Regions from separate parts of the Homo sapiens genome. Here region 2 is linked to region 1. Evidence: chromatin contacts called from ENCODE Hi-C or POLR2A ChIA-PET data. All regions are on one chromosome and are shown on one strand. The core of a region is the stretch at or near the end of the contact, and the rest is flanking DNA. Distances in the headings are between cores, read along the strand shown. Region 1 overlaps LOC124901241 (a long non-coding RNA gene). Region 2 holds the start of BPHL (biphenyl hydrolase like).

What was found. A loop is a pair of places that touch in the nucleus more often than their neighbours do. ChIA-PET counts read pairs that join two places held with the same protein, here RNA polymerase II (POLR2A). Pooled maps may share reads with other maps.
Region 2: a loop to region 1 is called in a pooled map, with 5 times the contacts of the local background. The contact joins the promoter of BPHL here to the enhancer-like site in region 1. A Hi-C loop is called at or near these places in 6 of 50 pooled maps. POLR2A ChIA-PET finds 5 or more read pairs at or near these places in 2 of 52 experiments (CD8-positive, alpha-beta memory T cell and HEK293).

Annotation. Positions count from the first base shown.
Region 1 is chr6:2,788,641-2,793,905 of GRCh38, reverse strand. It overlaps LOC124901241 (a long non-coding RNA gene), which reads left to right. Exons shown (of 3, transcript XR_007059408.1): 3 at 2,420-2,715. Among named protein-coding and RNA genes, the nearest start is that of WRNIP1, 26 kb to the right of the region's middle. RefSeq lists a silencer at 2,377-2,671 and an enhancer at 2,377-2,671. Within about 2 kb of position 2,550, at least 19 of the 41 ENCODE cell types and tissues checked have a DNase peak (open chromatin) inside an H3K27ac peak, as active enhancers do.
Region 2 is chr6:3,117,081-3,121,869 of GRCh38, reverse strand. It overlaps BPHL (biphenyl hydrolase like), which reads right to left and starts at 3,159. Exons shown (of 7, transcript NM_004332.4): 1 at 3,023-3,159. The coding sequence starts at 3,129. It overlaps LOC107986556 (a long non-coding RNA gene), which reads left to right and starts at 3,223. Exons shown (of 4, transcript XR_001743928.3): 1 at 3,223-4,081. RefSeq lists a silencer at 2,862-3,251 and an enhancer at 3,290-3,925.

The sequences.
Region 1 (5,265 bases), core at 1,301-3,800:
CTTTCTGTTCCACTGTACTTGTCTCAACTACCTGCAACAGTGAGGAGGCGATGAGACAGGTAGAGAATTTGCAGGCTACGGAGTGGAATTCGTATATTTTATTCCTCAGTAAGGAGCCAAATGAGTAAGAAGGCGTGTTTTCACCGGAAGCCACAAGCTAAAGCAAAATAGGCAAGAAGCATAAACGGACTTGCTCAAAAGCCTCTCTCTTTCCTCAGAGCCCAGCTAGCCCACGTGTGCCTTTGTGAGACAGAAAAAGACATCCTCTCCTCTGGATTTCTGCCTGCTCACTGTCGGCCCTCAGCCAGGCCCCCTGGGCCTTGCCCTGCCCACACAGCCACACAGCAGCCATGTTCCCCACCCATGCAGCAATTTCAAGTGTGGATGACAAACACCTGGAGAGAAGCAGCAGCTGGTGTCAGAAGGAATGACAGGGGAGGGGGACAAAGGAGGCAAGCCCAGGTGGCATGGAGACTCAGGACCTCCTTAAGGCCTCATAAGTCACTGAATGTGTTTAGAGCAAGGAAGAAAAGATAAATGACAGCTACAGGTAGAGAGGCAGGAGATGAGTCTGAAAAGAGCCTGTTTGCCACCAAAAACTTATTTCTAGGCTATTGATGGCAGGTCACATAGCACGGTGAAGTTGTTCTCAAAGTGTGGTCCGTGTGGACCAGCCCCGTTAGCACCACCTGAGAACTTATAGTTGGAAACACAAATTCTTAGGCCCCATTGAAGATGGACTGAATTAGAAATTCTGGGATTTTTAGCGAGTCCTCCAGGTGATTCTGATGCATGTAAGAACCTGGAGCCACTGGCAAGGTGGCCGGGCAGGGCCGGCTCTGGGGGTTTCCATCCTGCTGACTCTCAGGAAGTCACTTTGCCATCTTAAGTTGTGTGCGCCTTTTCTCCATGTAAAATAGACGTACTAACAGCACCGGCTTATATAGTCTTTTTGGAAATTGAGATCACATATGGAAAACATTTTGCATGGTGCCCAGCATATGGCAGGCAGGGAATACATGTTTGCAATTACTGCTGCCAGCCAAAATGAAGCAGCAAGTGTGCTTGGAAGACTGCAGGCCTCCGCAGTCCCCAAGTTCAGCCTGTCCCCTGAGCGAAGAAAATGAAAGAGATGCAGGCTGGCGTCCAGGGAGAGCCCAGAGGGAGAGAGCAGTGCCCGGTCCATAACCACCTAAGGCCCTGGAACACCACAATGGCTCAGAGCCCAGGTGAGCAATAGCACCTGGGGCTGCACAGCGCTGGGCTGGGAAGCTTAGCCTGAGGGCTCAGCGCAGGCTTTGAGAGGAAAGCGATGCTTGAACTGGGGTGGGGAGAATGAGTCATGGCAATACCCAGCATGTATGGACTGTGTGCCGGACATGACTTTGAGCAATGCCAGATTTGAATCATGTAATCTCCATTGTGATTAAGTAATATTTTGATACCCATTTTAAAGATGAGGGAAAAGAAAATAACCTTGACCAAGGTCACGGGGTGAGGTGGCTCAGATAGGATTTGAACCCGAGCAGACAGACTCCTGGACCCACGCACCTCACCAAGTGTGGTTGGCTAGCGAGCCGAAAGAACCCTGGAGGCAGGGTGCTGAAGGAGGGGAGAGTGGTGTGAGGCTCTCTGTTTCTCTTATTAAATCCAGTTCTAGGCCGGGCACGGTGGCTCATGCCTGTAATCCCAGCACTTTGGGAGGCTGAGGTGGGTGAATCACCTGAGGTCAGGAGTTCGAGACCAGCCTGACCAACATGGTGAAACCCTGTCTCTACTAAAAATACAAAAATGAGCTGGGCATGGTGGCAGGTGCCTGTAATTCCAGCTACTCGGGAGGCTGAGGCAGGAGAACTGCTTGAATCTGGGAGGCAGAGGTTGCAGTGAGCCGAGATTGCACCACTGCACTCTAGCCTGGGCGACAGAGTGAGACTCCATCTCAAAAATAAAATAAAATATAATAAATAAATCCAGCTACTAGGTGTCTGGTGTGTCCTACCCTCTGTGGATGGCACGGCTGGTGGGGTGCACCACCGGAAGGGTGCAGCTCCCTGGTGGTGGCTCCAACTCAACCATGAAAAGTCATACGCTAAGAGACTAATTCTGCATGTAAGAAATCATGTGAGGGGGTGAGAAACAGCAAGCTATAAACAGATGGTGTAGTCATACATACACACACACACACACACACACACACACACACTCATTGGAAAAAATTCCCAAAGGACATACACTAAAATGTTTACAGTGGTTATCACTGAGAAAAAATATTAAATGTTAAAGTTGATTTTTACTATCTTTTATCTGCTTTTTTTTTTTTTTGCATCTGCTCCTGTACCTATGTGCAATGATCATGTATTACTTTTGCAATCAGACAAATACATAAGCTCTACTTTAAAACTGTTTATTTATCTACCAGGTTAACGACAAATACTGAAACTCAGTCTTGGCCTGAACCTGGTGACCTGGAGCTGGTGGAAGGCCTGGTGAGAGACAGCTCAGACACTGGCTCACTCTTTCCTGGCTGAAGCCTGACTCCTGGTGGACAGAAACATCAGCGACAGACTTCTATTTTCAAACGTCTACATACACATCTTAGGGAAAGTTTATTTATCCCCTCATTTTGTCATTCAACAAATATGTACTGATCACATTCTACATGCCAAGCATGATGGGAATGTAAAAATAAATTTGAGATGACGTCTTTGAGGAAAACGGCTTCTCTCTACTTTCGTTCGCATTTTCTTGTGTTTCAATAGTAGGGTATAGTGTGGTAGTTTTCTTCATGTAAGTCCTACTCCTCAGTTACAATTCAGTTTCTTTCCAGGTTGCTACTGAGAATGGAATATTCTTCTTGGTGTCTTTTCTGATTACAGTAGTGGCCCGGAAGCTATGGATTTTCATGGGTTGTTTCCATGTGGCCACTTTACTGGACTGTTAGCTGTTCGGACTCTTCTTCTTGGCTCTCAAGGTATACAATCACACAGAAAGAATTTTGTTTCTCCTAAAATAGAGCAGTAGTAGTTCTCATTTCAGAGATCTGTGCACACTGGGTATTCTCCACCCTTCTCGCCTGGCTTTTTAACCAGGGAAACTTCTGGTTGGTCCTGCTAGTGGGAGGGACTGGCAGGAGATGAGGGCAAGAGAGAGAGGATTCAGACCATGCATTTCCTTCTCCTACCCCCAGGTTCCCTACTCAAGAGGTGCAGCAGCTGCTGAGTTCTTTGCCTCCACTCAGGGCCGCAGTTCCTGTCTGAAGGCTGCCGGCCACCTCCTGCTCTCCCAGGGCTCCCTGCCTGCTCCCACCCCTTGCCTCTCAGGCCTTGCCAGGGAATTGCTTCTCACCTTGTGTTGGTCCCCTGAACCTCCCCTATACCTCTCTAATACTTGTGATCCCTGATTAAAAGTTTCTCAGTGGCCTGAGGGGATCATCTGCATCCTCCCCGGAGCCTGACTGGCTTTAGAGCTTCAAAACATTTAGTTTTAAATGATTGGTTTTTATGAAGATTTGTTAACTCTATTAAAAATATTTACTTCTGTTTGGTTTCTGCTTAAGTTATAAATGCCTTTGTGGGCTCAAACTGCCTGGAACTGCATCTATGAATGTGTAGTAGTGCTTTCAAACTGTAGTCGCTACACAAAGGTTAATTCATCAAAAAGTAAGAGATCCATGGCATTTATATGAAAGTATAGGAAAATCATCCTTTCTAATATAACATCAGTATCAAAAGGCCGGTTCTCTCATTTGGAATTAATTGATAACATTGTCCAGGTTTGATGACTTGTATCTGGAAAAGATGAGTTAACATCCATTCTTGTTGTAACAATTGGAACAAATCTCTGCAAGTCACTATTCTTACTGTTCTTAAACTCAGGTTTGGCTGTTATGAGGGTGAACAAAACTACCAAATACACTTGGAACATAAGGAATAAATTGTGTTTGGTGGTTATGTTGCTTTTTCAGAATCAGTACATAACTTGTGATATTTATTTATTTACTTATTTATTATTATTTTTTAAGATGGAGTCTCACTCTGTCACCTAGCCTGGAGTGCAGTGGCGCGATCTCGGCTCACTGCAACCTCCACCTCCCAGGTTCAAGCGATTCTCCTGCCTCAGGCTCCTGAGTAGCTGAGATTACAGGTGTGCGCCACCACACCCAGCCAATTTTTATATACTTAATAGAAACGACGTTTCACCATGTTGCCCAGGCTGGTCTCAAACTCCTGATCTCAAGTGACCTGCCCGCCTCAGCCTCCCAAAGTGCTGGGATTACAGGTGTGTGCCACCGCACCTGGCCCATAACTTGTGGTATTTAAATGGCATCATATGGAAGGGCTGCCCCCAATTGTTGAATACTACTGTAAACAGGCAAGAGATGTGCCTCCCTCACCAGAAACTCTGACTCACTGCATTAGTTTTTCCCAGGGTTTAGCTAATGGTGTAAACTTTCAGTCATGCTCACTGTGGTATGTGAGAGGTATTCATTCAGGCAGTGAATATCTGCTTTAAAAACTTTAAAAATCTGCTTTCACAAAATAAGATTCTTTGAAACCAAAAAACAAGCATTTGCAAACTTTCAAGCTTGATTTTACAGTTACAGAAAGTTGGCTGCTCAGTGCCCCGCTGCTGGATACAGCAGAAAGTGTGCTGCAGGCTCTCCCCAGCACCGCGTGCTCCAGCACAGGCCCCGTGTCCGCGTTACACACTGTGTTCAGGGCCGCATGTCTAATAGGATGATGGATCTCAAAAAGCCCTCATCACTTATCTGTTGGCTTGAGTTACGATGCTCACATATCGTCCTGGCATAAATTCACACCTGTGCCTTGACCACCACTGGGATCCGTCCCTTGGGAAACTGGCAGGAGTGAGTCATGACGGAAAAGCTTGTTGAGGAGTTAATGTCACCTCCGGTTACATCACAAGCACACTTCTTATTTGGAAGTAACTCCATCCCCCAACAAAAATTTTTTTTTTTTTTTTTTTTTTGAGACGGAGTCTCGCTCTGTCGCCCAGGCTGGACTGCGGACTGCAGTGGCGCAATCTCGGCTCACTGCAAGCTCCGCTTCCCGGGTTCACGCCATTCTCCTGCCTTAGCCTCCCGAGTAGCTGGGACTACAGGCGCCCGCCACCGCGCCCGGCTAATTTTTTGTATTTTTAGTAGAGACGGGGTTTCACCTTGTTAGCCAGGATGGTCTCGATCTCCTGACCTCGTGATCCACCTGCCTTGGCCTCCCAAAGTGCTGGGATTACAGGTGTGAGCCA
Region 2 (4,789 bases), core at 1,910-4,409, 330 kb before region 1:
ACAAACGTGGAAACAGATGTGTTGAATACAGGTACATCTACTCTTAACATACCATTTCTGGAAAAATAAAAGACAGAATTGGGTAGTAATAAGGTCTGACTAAACTATAAGCTCCTTATCTACAGAAATATTATTAAAGGGGCATCAATGAAGCCACCAAGCAATGGCAATACTGACTCTGCCATTTACTTATTATGATTACTGCCCTATTCCTCTGAGAAATTCATTTCTACAGTTAAGATAGCTTAGGATCGGCCAGGTGTGGTGGCTCACACCTGTAATCCCGATACTTTGGGCGGCCCAGGTGGGTGGATCACGAGGTCAGGATCACGAGGTCAGGAGATCAAGACCATCCTGCCCAACATGGTGGAACGCCATCTCTACTAAAATACACACAAAAAAATTAGCCCGGCATGGTGGTGCACACCTGTAATCCCAGCTACTCAGAAGGCTGAGGCAGGGGAATCGCTGGAACCTGGGAGGTGAAGATTACAGTGAGCCGAGATCGTGCCACTGCACTCCAGCCTGGTGACAGAGAGAGACTCCGTCTCAAAAAAAAAAAAAAAAAAAAAAAAAAAGAAACTGCTATTATCATATTGTATGTTCAGCTATTTCTTTTGTGTATGTTTTGTGAAGTAGCCATTATCTACAATAAAGTATTTGCTACCTTCAGGGCTTGAAATTTGCATGAATCTTGATGAATTATTTTTACATCTCTTATATATTGTACTATTATATAAATATTCCCATTGTGCCTACTAATTACTTCATGTTTATTATATCCCCAGGCTTTTACATTTATTGTTTCAAATCCTCACAAAAACGCTGCAAGGCAGGAGGCTCAGAGAGGTTGAACAATCTGCCCACACTCACAGAGCTAGGAAGTGGCCACGGGGCCATTAGAACTCCAGAGGCCATGATTCCTCTCTAACCTCATGGCTGAACAGAGTCCTAAGAGGGCTCAGGCACCGGGGCCACACTCTGACTGCCAGATACAGCGTGGTGGCAAGCGTCAGCAGAAGGACAGTCTCTGATTCTCTGGCAGGGCATCCCAAGGTTGAACTTGGAAAATATTTTTTAGGAAGATTGTTAGGTTATGTGAATTATTAATATTTATAACTGCACATAATATCCAATTTCAGGTAGAAAAGGCTTTTCTTGACCTGACCCAGGAATAAATCACCTTACGGATTTTGAAATAAGGGTCAAAGTTCCAAACAGCAGACTTACAAACAAGTTTTTGGAACAAAAGTCAGTTGTAGGTTGGGCACTGGCTATTCTGAAGCAAAGTTTTTACACGAATCCTTTTACCTACTGACACTGAGCTACAGCTGCATTTCAGGATTAACTAATACCACTGCTTGTTTTCCCAGATTATATGTCATATCAACTTGCAGCTGCATTTATAAAACGGCCGTACAAAATCCAGAAAAACCTGTTTCTTCAGAGATATTTTAGGAAGAATGATCTGCAATGCAACTAGATGGATGGGGCCTTCCTCAACCATTAAATAACCTATCAGAACTATACTGGTAGGCCGAGAGCGGTGGCTCACGCCTGTAATCCCAGCACTTTGGGAGGCTGAGGCAGGTGGATCATTTGAGGTCAAGAGTTCGAGATCAGCTTGGCCAACATGGTGAAACCCCATCTCTACTAAAAACACAAAAATTAGCCGGGCATGGTGGCAGGTACCTGTAATCCCAGCTACTCGGGAGGCTGAGGCCACGAGAATCGCTTAAACCTGGGAGGCAGAGGTTGCAGTGAGCGAGATCACAACACTGCACTCCAGCATGGGCAAAAGAGCGAGAGTCAGTCTCAAAAAAAAAAAGAACTATATTGGTACAATCACAGTAACTTATTTCGATGCCTTTCTGCAGACAGGAAACTGGAAAAAATAATCATTTTCACTGTTAATTTATACAGCTGTAGCCATTAACATGTTTTTCCATCTATCAAAATAGCCCTGACCATCTTATAATAATTCTAAAATTAAAGGAGCTAGTCAATTGCAATATGAAATTTTAAAAGCTGGTCAGATTTGCCCTCTTTTCTCCTTCTAAATCAAGTTTTCAAACTAAAAGTTTCTATGTTGGATCAAGTACAGTTCTAAACGCTGTGTACCTATCTAGTACTGACTTTATGAAAGTAGCCCATCAACAGTCAACTGCGCACATGCACTGTGTACGTTCGTTGTATACGTGTGTTTGCATGTGTGTAGGGATGTATGTAGAGAATAAAGTAAAACAAGCTTCATGCCGCTCTATCCACATTTCTGCCCAGTATCTCTTGGGACCAAGAGTATCCATTTTCAAGACAGAAGGTCAGAAATTAATCCAGTTTTTTTGTTATTGTTTTACCTGAAATGGGGGGACAGGTGGGAGGACAAAAGAGAATAAAGCAGATTCCTGGGCATCTCCACACATGTAGATCAGATCCTCTGGGAGTGAGGCCCAGGATTCTGAATTTTCAGTTCCCAACGTGATTCTTTTGCACATTAAGGTACGAGATCAGCAAGCAAAGAGAAGACTTAGGGCTCTCGGGACCCGTGATTAAAGCCTTAGCGGTACTCAGGCTCAGGCTGATTTCTGACATAAGAGAAAGAAGAGATTATTGTCCTTATGCCCTTAGTGTGGACTCTGGACAGAGCAATGGACTAATGAGGGCGTTGGGATTCTAGTCCGTGCTCCGTCACGGGTGAGTCCATACTACAGGCAAATGTATCTCCCTGGGTCTCTCTGGTCTGCACACTGAAGGGGCTGCACTCTATAGCCCAAGCCTCCACGGCTCCAGACTCCTTGAACTGAGGCTGACCGAGGCGCATGCACGATCGAGGGGCTCGAGCACCAAGCGCGGCTGGCCCCCAGGATCGGGGTCTCGCGGCACAAAGGGCGACAGGGCAGCCAGGCCGCGCCCACGCCCCGTGCCCGCGCGCCGGGAACTCCTGCTGTCGGCACGCGCCCCTCCCGCCGCCCCTCGAGCGCGCCGATGCTGGGGATCCCCGGGGCGAGGTGGCCGCCATTACCCGAACGCGGCCGCGGGTCCGGCCCGTGGGACGTGGATCCCGGGCTTCAGCGCTGAGAGAAGCAGCCGCAGGCGCAACACGCCCCGGCCGCCCAGCACAGCCACCATGGTCACAGGTCGCGTAGCTGCCGGGAGTGCGCATGCGCTAAGACCAAGCGCGGTACCCGGCCCACTCTGCCCCGAAGCCACGCCCTCTGCTCCGCCCACCTCGCCTCTCCATCCTGCTCCGCCCTCTGCCCGCCCCGCCCCGAAGCCACGCCCTGCCGGGTGCTTTCCCATGGGCGACCGAAACTCGGCTCGTGGTTTCGCAGTCCTGGAACCGCCGGCACCCGCGTAGACCGTCCCCTCTCGGTGCTGGCTCTGGCTCCCGGGATGAGTGTCCCCGTCGGCGCTGCCCCGCCCTCGCTCGTCGCCTCAGCGACCATGGCCTTTCCAGGAGGCGAGGCCGCCAGCCATAGCGCCCTCGCTGCGTCGGCGTCCAGGCGGGACTCCGGAGTGGGCGGGGCTCCGGCTCTAGGCAGGCTGCTATGTTGGATCAAGTAAAGTTCTAAACGCTGTGCACCTATTTAGTACTGACTAGTACTAGGAAGTGTATTTGCTTTTCGGAGATGATGGGATCTAAATTTTGTTTATACCACTTCACGCCCATTAGGATGGCTACTAGCAAAACCCCCAGAAATTAGTGTTGGTGAAGATGTAGAGAAATTGAAGCCCTTGTATATTGCTGTTGGGAATGTAAAATGGTGCAGCCATGTGATGAACAATACTGCGGTTCCTCAACAAATCAGTTATATGATCCAGCATTTTCTTTTCTGGGTATATAACCCAAAAGAATTTAAAACAGGGTGTACAAGAAGAAATGTTTTTACACTCACGTTGACAGCGGCACTATTCACAATAGCCAAAAGGGTGGAGGCAATTTAAGTGTCCAAAAACAGATACATGGATAAGCAAAATGTTGTCTGTGCATGCAAGGGAACATTTTTTAGCCTGAACAAAGAACGAAATTCTGACACTTGCTACTACATGGATGAACCTGGAGGACACTATGCTGAGGGAGGTAAGCCAGTCAAAAAAAGACAAATACTGTGTGATTCCACTTATATAATAAGGTACCTAGAGGAGTCAAACTTATAGGGACAGAAAATAGAATGGGGGTTGTTGAGGGCTGGTGGAAGGGGGAATGGAAAGTTGGTGTTTCATGGGGACAGAGTTTCAGTTTGGAGAGATGAAAAAGTCCTGGGGATGGATTTTGGTGATGCCTGCATTACATTGTGAGTGTACTTACTGCCACTGAACTACACACCTAAAAGTGGTTTAAGTGGTAAGTTTTATGTATGTTTTACCACAATTAATTTTTTTTCTTTTGGCTGTATAATTGCAGCTTTATAAAGGTTATAGACATTATCTAATTGAAAGCTCAGTGGAGAAAAAAAACAACTATTGCTTTTTAAGTCAATCGTTCTGCCTTAATTGGAAATAACTGGCAGATTTGTGGCTACTGTTGTAGCCTTGGCTTGAATAATTGGAGACAACAGCTTCTTTGCATATTGCATTTCTTCTCCTCCAAGAGACCTTTTTGGTGTAACAGTCAGTCCTGTGAGCACAGTGCTTGTAGGTGTTACACTCATAGAAATTTCTGTCACCTGCAGTGTCCTCACTGGCCCATTGGACTTTCTTGAGTAGTAAAGGCAGTTTTGGCCTAAATACAGACTATGCAAAAGTTTTCATATTCTACTCTCAACATAAATCTATCACATTAATTCCT